Linked DNA regions of Homo sapiens: region 2 is linked to region 1. Evidence: chromatin contacts called from ENCODE Hi-C or POLR2A ChIA-PET data. All regions are on one chromosome and are shown on one strand. The core of a region is the stretch at or near the end of the contact, and the rest is flanking DNA. Distances in the headings are between cores, read along the strand shown. Region 1 has its middle 230 kb from the start of VAPA. Region 2 has its middle 6.7 kb from the start of NAPG.

Region 1 (5,785 bases), core at 2,422-4,921:
GGACATAACCAGCTCAGGTATTCAGAAAGACCAATCTGGAGTCAGTGTAGAGAATGGACCTAGACCTGCAGCTGGGATCAGGGCAGGTAATGAGTCTGGGAGAGAGGGCCTGGCCAGGGCAGCTACATCAGGGGAAGGGGACACGCTCCAGAGGACTGAGGAGATGGGGCAGTGTTTTCATGAATCAGATGTGTGTAGTGAAGGGGAGAGAGAGAGAGAAGTCAAGGATAGATTTCAGGTTTGTAAACTTGTAGGTATTAGTGAGTTTTTTTTTAAATAATAATTTATTTTTTAGTGGTGTTGGGAATAATTCAGAGGCAGTGCCTTCAGAATGCTGAATGTCAAGATGATTAAAGTCAGCATTAACACTGGGTCATCTTGGACTGGAGAACTGCCTTTCAGCCCCTTAGCTCCTAGTTTTTAGGGAAGCCATTTTCCCACCGCTCTGAAGTATGGATGACCATGTGACTCCTTCAGGCTAACCAAAAAGTGTTTTATTGCTGGTGCCATGTCTACACCTTTCTCTTCTCTTGCCATGGGAATGATGGGAGCTCAGGAGACTTGGAGGTGCCCTAAGCCTGAACCCCTGAGCCATCCCATGAAGGACAGCAGCTGTGGAGAGTCACCGAGACCTCTAGGGTACTTTGCATGGGTGAGAAATAAACTTTTGTGGTGTGAAGCCGTTGAGATTTAATGGTTGTTTCTAGCATGACCTACCATATTCTGATTACACAGTGGAGAGAGAATGAATGAGATATGTATATTAAGCACCTTGGACACATAATAGCTAACCACAGCTGTTACTGGTATTAGTCTAGATCCTGATACTAACTTCGTCAGTGACCTGAAGCACTCGCCTAGCTGAGGCTAAGTTTCCTCCTCTGTGAAAAGAGTAAGAACAGGGAACCATGAGGGTCCCTTCTAGGGTGAAGGTCCTGTGGATAGATACACTATGAATACTGACAATGGGGAAGAAATGAAAAGTGAAAAATTGTGGAGCAGAAAGCGTTGCTAGATCCAAGGAAAAGCAGGAGATCATGTAGTCAGACTCCTCTCAGTTTCCAGTCTCCCTGGAAGGGATCCTCCTCCTCCTCTGGGAGGAAGGAAGGGGAGAGAAAACTCCACTGGGGATTCCGGGCTGGCCGGGAGGCATGTGGTTAGCTTTCTCTCCTTGTAGAATCAATGAGTTTAAGAATCGGTGGGATTTTGTAGGAATTTGTCTTGTAAGGTTACAGTGTATTAAAAACTCTTGGAAACTGAAGTCCCGTCCCTTAGAAATAGTAGTCATATGGTAGAAAAATCTGGAAAATAGTAATGACTCAATAAATGTGTTTTTCTTTTCTCCTTTCTTGTCCAAGCTTCATAACTAATGCCTATCTCTTCTGACTAAAGAGAACTGCTTCTCTTCTTTTCTGTTCAGATATAAACAAGTGCTATTTTATACATCCAACATTCACTTTATGCGCCCATATATTTACCATTCACGATCTCTGGCATTTCATCTAAGAAAGCCTGTTAGGATTTCACTTAGTATGAGTCAGCTTGCAACTTGCATATGTTAGCTTCCATTGATACAGAAATGTCTTTCTTTAACTTTCTATGTATTTATTTTTTGAGACAGAGTCTCGCTATGGTTGCCCAGGTGGGAGTGAGGTGGTGTCATCTCAGCTCATTGCAACCTCCACCTCCCAGGTTCAAGTGATTCTCCTGCCTCGGGAGGCTGCCTCAGCCTCCCAAGTAGCTGGGATGACAGTTGCAAGCCACCAGGCCTGGCTAATTTTTGTATTTTTAGTAGAGACAGCGTTTTACCATGTTGCCCAGGCTGGTCTTGAACTCCTGACCTTAGGTGATCCACCTACCTTGGCCTCCCAAAGTGTTGGAATTACAGGTGTGAACCACCGCACCCGGCCTCTTTCTTTAACTTTCATTCTTGAAGCATGTTTTCCCCATGCACAGTGTGTTACTAGGTTGGCAGCTGATTTTCTTCTGTCCTTTGTAGATACATACCATTGCATTGTTTGCTGCCTTCTGTTTTTTTTTTTTTTTTTTTTTTTGGTTTTTGGGGTTTTTTTGTGTGGAACATTAGCTGTCAATCTATTGCTCACTTGAAGGTACTTGAATTTTTTTTCTCTGGCTGCTTTTAAGATTTTCTTTTTGTCTTTTTTTTTTTTTTTGCAGTTTTATGATGATATGTCTAGGTGTGCATTTCTTTATATTTATCTTTCCTGGGGCTTATAGAACTTCTTGATACTGTAGATAAATAATTAAACAATTAATCATTCTTTTGCTTAACAGATATTTACTGAGCGCATACCCCAGATCTTGGAGTCTAGTGGTGGGAGAAGACAGGAAATAGTTGATCTCAGCATGAACGATCAATGTGGCCCTGGTGGCAAGTGCATGTGCTTTGGGAGCACATCCTGTTGGGGTTGCTGTTGAAACCAAGTCCTGAAGGACAAGTAGAGGATCAGCAGGCAAAGCGTGTGAGAAGGCTGGAGAGAGTGTTTCCATATGTGGGTCTCCATCTGTAAAGCTCCAGGAGATGAGGGCATGAAGGGCATGTGGAACTGCAAGGAGGCCAGTGTGTCTGAAACATGGTGCAGGACAGCGGGATCTGTGGAGGACAGGGCCAGAGATAAAGCCCGTTTTTCCAGGGCCCATCTCCAGCCGCTGCATTTCTTTCGAGCTTTAGACAGACTATCTGCTTCCCATATGACATTTTTTCCAGGATGATTCAAGCCACTTCAAACTCAACTTGTCTGGAGCTGACTCATCCTTCTCAAATCTCAGCCTCCTCCAGAATCCCCGCCCCTGACTCAGTTGCACTCCTAGAAAACTGGACAGTGTTCCCTGCAGGCCTGGCAGCCCTGCAAGGAGGGAATGACTTGAGAAGAGTTTTTGCTTCAGAAAGCTCACCCTTGACTGCAGTGTGGAGCAAGGATTGGAGGGATGAACTGGAAGCAGGGGCCCCTGCGAGGGGAATGTTACTCTAGTGCAGGTGGAGAGGATACGGGCCCATCCACACTGGCAGCAGCAGAGTGGTGGGAGAGTGGAAAGGGGTGAGCAGCAGAAAGGAAGTCGACTTGGTGAGATTTGGTGACTGATGGGAGGGGAGGCAGACTGTGGGTTTGAAGCACTGGGCCAATGGCAGACTCATGTAGGAGTGAGAGGGGCCCTAGGACGGCAGTTGGTCAGGGTGGCTTTGGGCTTGTTGAACTGAAGTGGTGCCCAGGAGGAAGCTGAGCTGCAGCTCTTAGTTTCAGGCGAAAAATCAGCCCTGCAGACACAGGGCCGGGATTTGTTACCCAATCTGTTGTAAAGTGCTTCCTTCACAGTATGCCTTTGCTCTGAATAACTCTAACCCCACAGACTTACTCAAGTGTCACTTTACAAACTCTGACACAGTGAAAAAAAAGTCTCTCTTTTTTTCTCCTACCCCCATTTTCATGCAGGAAATAACAACAAAGACCCAGGTCAGAGATGAGTCTTTGTAGAGCTTCCCAAAGTGATTTGAGGCTGGGAGGCTATAGTCAGTGGAATATAGAATTTGTGCAAAAGCTGGAGAAGGCTGACAGTGGCGGTCAGGGAAATCTAAATTGGCCCCAGCTGACAACCTCATCCCAAGCTTGGTGGGGCCCCACCCCCTGCTGAGAGAGCCACCCATTCAGGCCCCTGGGCTTTGTAAATAGTTTCTGTTTAGTTTTCAGCTCACAAGAAGCAAGCACATAAAAGAGTTAGTCATCGGGCCGATTCAGCAGGGCACACATTAGCTAGATATTGACCTGGGCTCCTTTCACACCAGGTGAGTGATGTGTTGAATGTTGGAGCTGGGTAGAATCTAGCCTGAAAGTCTATATTAACTTTGCAGGGATTATAAAAGAGAAACTGAGGTTGCCTAAATGGGAACTATTTTCATGTGTTCAGATGGGTTGACCTGTGTGAGTACCCCAGGCTAAAGTAGCCAAATAGGAGAAGACACTGTGAGACTCACCCTGGTCTGTTTCAGCCGAATGAACTGAGGTGGGCAGAGAAGTTTATTTTTGAAATGGCCAAAGTCTCTTCCTGATTTGGTTGATCCAGCTGGGGCAACTCCTCACACATCCGAGGCTCTGGCTCTGCAGGGTAGCTCGGGGTGCTTGGCTGATGTTTGAGTTAGGGGAGAGCTTTCACATCTGTAGGGTGACAGAAGCCCTTATCACAGCATGATGCAAGCCACTGCTAGGAAGACACCCTTGGGGGCCAGCCATGCTCTGGGGAAACCAGCAAGTCACTTTGAGTTCACAAAGAGTTGGCTTTATCCAAAGGTCATGCCAAGGGATACTCTTCATGTTCCTGGAGTCTCCCGAGGCACGCCCTCCTGCCCGGGCATTTGTTCTCCACGGTCCCTGGGGAAAGCACCAGCTTTCACATACTCCAAGTCCTCCACCTTGTGACATCGAAAGAGGTATCAACAGTTTAAATCTGTGCACTGAGCATGTGAAAAATTCCATTTCCCACCCGCCACAAATTGTCTAAAAGACAGACTGATTTTATGACAAGAGTGTTTCTCTTCTCTATTGTTTACTTTCTTTAGTTCCTGATTCTTCATTTTCACACATTTTTATGTGGCCTGATACATAAATTCAACTTAACAGCAGCCATTGTGTTTAGGAAGCCCAGAGAATTCTTATTTTCCAACTGTTCACCAGCATTCTCTACTTGTGGAAAGTAAAACCCTTAGAGCCCAATGTGACTTATGCGCGGATATTTTTCAGATAATGGAGTAGCTACAAATAACCGATTTTCCTGTTTCTCCGAGCCTCTCCCTGACAGATAATGAAGTCATAAAGGGCATCATGATTTCAGTGCCGATACTGGAACCTCGTGTTCAGATTCAAACTCGCTTTGTTCTTGACTGTGTGACTGAAAGCTGGAAAATAAGCTGTGACTCAAATTTTTGTCTGGATAATTTATATTGTAATTAGTTAACTAATTAATTAATTTATGAACAAGTTGTGGGTTGTTAGATTTAAATGGACACAACTGAGTGTAAGTTCTAACTTTTCCTTGTGAGACGGGACCCCTGGCTTCAGTTTCTGTGCAAAATAAAAATCGAGCTATGTGATTTTTAAAGTGCATTCCAGCTCTGTTTTTTCCCAGGTCTGTGATTGGAAAATATCCCTGACTCACAGCCCTTGCTTCCCGGTGCCCTGGCTCTCACCCTCACGTTGGCCCAGCACTTAGGGCTCCCCTCCCTGGCCTCTGCCCAGCTATGCGACTTGGCGCCCTCTTCCCTTTATAACACTGGTGCCCTCTCCCAAGTCCAATTGTGAAAAATTCTGAGACTAGGTTACCCTATGCTATGTTCCTGCTACCCCTCCTCCTGAAGCCTGCTCCCTCCCTTCCCCCATGCAGCCAGCACGGGAAAAAACACTTAGAGTAGATCGAGTTTATCCCCCACGTTCCCTCACCCCGCCCACATGCCCTCATCCCCTCTCCTGCCACCAGCAACCTCCCTCCTGAGAGCCCCAAGTCAGCATTCTCGTTCTGCGCAGACCGTCTTGTGAAAGCAGAAAGCCACCTGATGAGCAAGTTCACATGGACATGCCAATGACAGTGCAGTCTCCTTCTTGGGAGGATTGCCCATCTATTGGGTGTTTTGTATGTGCCAGGTGCACTTTTACTCCTCTTTCAACGATGTGATGAGGTCATTATTATCATCCTCATCTATAGTGCATGCTATAGAAGCCCTGAGCAGCCCTCGCAGGGCCTGCCATGTGAATTACCTTGCCAGTGACTGGAATCT
Region 2 (5,785 bases), core at 1,025-3,524, 380 kb after region 1:
GTAAAGAAGGACTAAAACAAAGAGGTGCGTGAGTGCACTGTGACATTGGTGCTCTAAGAAGACCGTGCTGCAGAGGAGAGGATGCATTGAACAGAGGCCAGGTTGGTGGCAGATTGACTAATCAGGAAGAGCAAGTTGTCCAGCAGGCCGGGCTAGAGAAGGTGTTGACAGCAGCCAGGATGGGGAGCAGTGGACTTCAGCAGGAGAGGTTAAGGAATCTTGGGATTCTGAATCCTTCAAGTTCGCTCCATTGAAAGTACTTTATTTCCTAATATTATCAGTGTCTCAATGGTCCCGAGATGTCTACAATCATCATTAGAAGTGTCTCCTAAATACCTGTGCCCCAAAGAGAAGGTCACTTGGGAGTAGGGAGACCATAAGTGCTTGAGAGGCTCTCAACCTGGCTGGACTGCTCTCCGTGCAGTCTGGACATCAACAGCTACATTCAAAGATCTCTTAGGTCACCTTGCCTTCTGTAAACCCAATTGTGCTTAGTTGCCTACTGAGTTTAGGTAACCAGGGAGATTTATAGGGGAGGAAAAAATACAAGAACAAGGTGGAGCTGCAATGTTTCTGGAATGCAGGGACAGCATGTCTCGTTTACTGAGAGGACACATGTTTAACGGCAGTGCAGGCACTGGCAGGGTTTTAGTGGCTCTCCTGCACCTGACTGGCTTGGGCTAGGAAGGATTTGCCATCCCAAAGCCCGTGTACTCCCACGCAAGTCAGCTGTGAGGGATTTCAATGCCTTCTGTGAGCTCAGAAAGGATTCTCTGATCACATTTCTAATAAACGCTCTTGTGGGAAGATCATGAGAACAACAGTACAAATGATGGCTCCTATTTACTGAATGTTCCCTATGTGTCCATTCTGTGTAGGCGCCTTGGAGGTATTATTTGTAAAACTGACAGTAGCTCCACAACATAAGCATTTAGTATGTTTATCTATTGCTGCTTAACAAGCCATCTCAAAGCTCAATGGATTAAAACAGTATTATTGTATCTCCTGATGATGTGGATGGAAAATTTGGACAGGGCACAGTCAGAGGAGCTCCACTCAGCTTCACGGTTGGAAGCTTTGCTGGGACGGCTCTAATGGCTGCAGCTGGGAGATGCGGGGCAGCTGGCCATTGCTTCTCTGCTCATAGACCTCTACCGGGGTGGCTTGAGCTTCCTCACATCATGGCAGCCTCAAGGGAGTTGCACTGTTCAGGGTTCCAAGAGCTATTTCATGTTTTGAGAGATGGGAAGTGGGAGCTGCCTGTGCCTTGAAGATTGGGCCCTGAGACTGGCACAGTATCACATCCTTGTTCTTTTGGTCAAAGCAGTCACAAAACCCACCTGCATTCAAGAGGATGGGACAGAGTCCCCCTCTCAATGGAAGAGGGTCAGAGATTTGGCTGCCATTTTTAATCCACCACATTATTATTCTTCCCATTTTATAGGAGAAGAAACTGAAGCTCAAAGAAACCAGATAATATATGTCTTTAAATAACATAAGAAATACTGCTGAGGTTTGAAAGTATGACTGACTCTAATCCATTTTTCTTTCTAGTATACAGCCCCGCTCTCTTAAAATGTGGACATTTGATCTTCTAAGATAAGACTTTTTGAGCCACAAGCTACTCTTCTGATTGGATGTAGAACAAAACATAGCAAGTCATCGTCCACGTTCTTTCTAAACTTTGCATCGTTGAATGAAGAGGCCCTATCTAATAAGCTGTAGAACTGAACACTCCTCTTCAGTTTGAGAGGCTGTTCAAGGTAAAAGAGAGGGAAAAATGGAAGTGAATAAAATCACAAATTTAAACGATAAATACCTGGCTTGGGGAAGCTTTTTTCCCCAGAGGATAGAAATATATTTACATTATGAAATAAGTTGGAATCCAATGGAAACCCCTTGTTATTATTAGATTTCCTCTTGAGAAGGATTTATAAATGAAAACACAACTTGCTATTTTAGTATTTTGTTTTTCAGGGAAGAAAAACCCTTTGCAAAAACAAATTTAGAAGAAAAAACTTATCCATTTCAAGCTCTTGTTTATTTTCTTATTTACCAGGCTAAAACTGTCTTCTTTCATCTCTGATTATGTTGGGAGCTGGAGAAAAGAGGGTTTTTATTTTGTTTTGTTTGCTTTTTTCCTTTTCTCTAAATCTGGAAGGTCTCTTTTCATTTGTGGGCAGTGCTAAACCTTTCCTTATCCACAACTGCGTTTCTGAATCCACAGCCTCCTCCAGCCGTAACTGTGACCCAAGGGCTCCACGCAGTGGGGGATAGGAAATGAAGGATGAGGGCAGTCACATGTGAAACGGCTGCAGTGTTCATCTGTGATCTGGTGGCCCCACTGAACAACAGTGGCCATGACCCCGCTGTGCACCTGCTAGCACACAGCTCCATGCTCCTTTGCCATGTGTCCCTCCATTAGGCTGTGATTCCTCCTCCTCAGCTCCACAGGAATCTGGAAAATAAGGGTCCTGTGGCTGCTTTTGCAATCCTAGTACACTTTGAGAACGTCATGTTCCAGTAAGCTTTATATAACGTTCTAGACCATTAGAGCCTTTTCAGCTTCCTTATTAACATTTATTCATTTCTAATTACACGAGTAGAGGGAAGTTGCAAGAAATGTGTCCCTGAAGATTTTCAAACTTAATGCAACCATTGCATAATTTTAATCCAATCTTCACAAAGGGAGTCATGTGTTGCTTTTCTAGCCAAGTCACCCTTGGCCCCTGCAACCTCGTCACCTCCCCATTCTCCCCTGGAATGTGGGGCCAGGCGCCCGCATACTCTGCCTCACAAATTTGCTATTCCTTCTTTATCGGCAACTATCTTTGTCCAGATATCCCAGGTCTCAGGCCACCACTCCTTCAGAGCTTTATTTCATTGTCACCTACCTGGTGAAGAAACTCACCCCACACTCACGGGTGCCCTCCCATTCCCACATCCTGCTTTGTTTTCCTGAGTGTTGACCCCCTCTAGCACTGTGTCTACACCGCCTTAGCCAGTTTCCTACTGGACTCCACAACCCCACCCATATGCCCTGTGCTAGAATGTCAGCTCTGTGAATCCCTGCTGCATTCAGGGCTGTCTCCCAGAGCCTAGAACAGTGCCTGCATGGAGAAACCATTCCACACATACTTGTTGAATGAGTGCCTAAAGAATGAATAGCATAAACCCAGTCCACAGCTCTTTATTCCTGGCAGCTTCCAAACGTGCACTTCTTGAGGAATTCTTAATTTGGAAGACATGTTATTTAAAAAAATTCATTAATGCAGTTTGTGAATGAGTAATTCACAAACTTCATTAATGAGTCATGTTTTATGTTGTATTCTTTCAATTTTGCCTACTTTATATTTGTACAAAATGTAACTGCGTGAATATATCCTCCTTGAAAGAAAATGATTGCTGTATATCTATGGGATGTGGTTTTCAAGAGAGAACATTTATAGGTTGGCACTAGGCTATCTGCAAGTGGTCTAATGAAATACATGACGGGTTTCCACTAAGCCAATTCAGTGTGTTGGTTTTATCTTTTATTCAAAGATAGCTTGCAAAGGAAGATCTGTATTTTTCTCTCTCTTTAAAAATAATATTCATCAAAACGGTTGTGTTCGTTAGAGTGGATTTAACAGAGATCTGTTGTTAAACATTTACAATGCTTCATCTCTTTCCAACATTACTGTACTCGGACAATGCTGCCTCACTTTGTGTACAAAACAGTGAGAGAGATCGCTTTTATGTGGAAAGTTCAGTTATGAATGCGAAATGTTGCCAGAATCTGACTGTAATCCCAAGAGGCAGAAACTAACCACTTTTGTTTGGACGGCTTGCAGCTTGTAAAGGCACGTGCAGGCAGCGCCACCATGTGTTTTCTGAAGAGACCCATAAGGCTACGCGGGAGAAGGAATGAACGCCAGGACTCTCCCCAGCCAACGTATACCTAAGTGGGACTTCTCAGTATAATATGCTTGGCGCATCTGTTAGGGGTGGCCCTTTCTCAGCCATTTGACAACTTACTTCAGTCAAACCTAATAAACTTCCAACTCTCATTTTCCAATTATTATTAAAATTTCAAAGCAGGTAGGTGTAAAGTACCAGGTATGTAGTAAACTGACTATTTTTTCCCCCATAAAAACATTTGAAAATTAATAATTGGTCCATACAACTAAGCAGCGGTGTTGCGTGAGTGGTTATTAAACTATTACAAAATAAGGACCATTTTCTGGTCCATTATAGTGGGCCAAGTATAAATTTGGAGTCAGATGGGTCTGGGTTCAAGTCCCCATCTTCCCGTTTACTTGCTGTGTGACCTTAGGAAAGTTACTTAGCTTCTCTGACCTTCAGTCCTCATATGTGAGATGGGATAACAACAGTGTTTCTAAAGCACTTTGTAGAGTTTCTGGCAAATGGTGACCAGGGGCCCTAGGGTTTAGTGGAGGTTTTAGCTGCCAGCATCCATCAGGTGCCTGGGAGCTCAGGCAAGCTCCACGCTGCTAATCCCACTCTCACTCCAGGCACCTTTGGCACCCGTCTCCCCACCGACCCCACCTGGCCCAGCTTCCTGCTGCGCTGGAAGCTATGCTATGGTTAGGGGATGCCAGTCTACCTGGTCTTCAATGGCTGGCACCTGTGGGTGTGGCCCCGTTCTCTTTCTCCTTTTCAAACATTCATTCTCTTGCTTTGATTTTGAAATTCAATTGAAAATAAAAAAATTAATAATGATGGTTCTGTGAAAGGTTAGAGCAGGAGAGGTTGAGAGGAATGTGGAGAAAGCCCAGCAAAAAGAAGCAAATACAAGCCAAAGAAATCACTGGAAAGGGCTGGGTGCAGGGGGGTGCACTGGTGATCCCAGCACTCTGGGAGGCTGAGGCAAGAGGGTTGCTTGAGCCCAGAAGTTTGAGATCAGCCTGGGCAACATAGTGAGGCCTTGTCGCTACTAAAAATAATAATAAAAAATAGCCAGGTGTGGTGGCACATACCCACAGTCCCAGTTACTTGGGAGGTTGAGGCAGGAGGATTGCTTGAGGCTAGGAGTTTGAGGCTGCAGTGAGCCATGATTATGCCACTGCACTCCAACCTGGGTGACAGAGTAAGACCCTGTCTCTAAAAAAAAAGAAAGAATAATTTAAAAAAGAAAGAAAGAAAGAAAGAAAAGAAATTACCTTGAAGAAGGGCCATGGCCAGACTTGAGAGAAAACACCTTCCAAGTGTCCAAATGCTTCTTCCTCTTCTTCCGTAATGACACAGGACTTTCAGCCAAAATTGACTGAGTTCTGCTCTGGAATTCGCACTGCACTGTGTTCTGAACACAGATGGTGAGTGCAGTCACAGACGATGGCAACTAACAGACTACGCGGTGGCTGTGGACAGGGAGATGAGGAGACGTGGTTGCCTCTGGGCACTTTTTGGAGGCAAAGTCGACAGAATTTCCTACAGATTGCATGTGTTGTGCGACAGAAAGAGCAGAGGAGCATGACTCCAAGTGTTTGGGCAAGGAGAGGGTGAAGCTGCCATGAACCCAGCATGGCTGAGCCTGAAGGGAGAGCAGGTATGGGAGCATCAGGAGCTCAGATTTGAACAGATTATGTATGACATTTTAGATGTCTAGGTGGAGCTGCTAAGAAGGCATTGGACACAGGAATCTGGAGAACGAATTCTCCATATTAATCTCATAGAGATTCAGTGGTGATTTTTAAAAGTCAATGTATTCATTAACACTTAACCAGAAAAAAAAATACAGATCATAATGGCTTCTATTAGTTTTATCAGAAAAAAAGCCAAGAAC

Evidence for each region. Hi-C counts contacts between places; a loop is a spot of excess contacts on that map. ChIA-PET counts read pairs that join two places held with the same protein, here RNA polymerase II (POLR2A). Pooled maps may share reads with other maps.
Region 2: a loop to region 1 is called in a map of IMR-90, with 11 times the contacts of the local background. The contact joins two enhancer-like sites. A Hi-C loop is called at or near these places in 2 of 168 maps with a recorded cell type or tissue (IMR-90 and heart right ventricle), 1 of 37 single-sample maps with no recorded cell type and 8 of 50 pooled maps. POLR2A ChIA-PET finds 5 or more read pairs at or near these places in 3 of 52 experiments (AG04449, WTC11 and activated T-cell).

The regions. Positions count from the first base shown.
Region 1 is chr18:10,137,445-10,143,229 of GRCh38, forward strand. No RefSeq gene overlaps it. Among named protein-coding and RNA genes, the nearest start is that of VAPA, 230 kb to the left of the region's middle. RefSeq lists an enhancer at 3,040-3,539. Within about 2 kb of position 3,672, at least 8 of the 41 ENCODE cell types and tissues checked have a DNase peak (open chromatin) inside an H3K27ac peak, as active enhancers do.
Region 2 is chr18:10,516,422-10,522,206 of GRCh38, forward strand. No RefSeq gene overlaps it. Among named protein-coding and RNA genes, the nearest start is that of NAPG, 6.7 kb to the right of the region's middle. Within about 2 kb of position 2,275, at least 16 of the 41 ENCODE cell types and tissues checked have a DNase peak (open chromatin) inside an H3K27ac peak, as active enhancers do.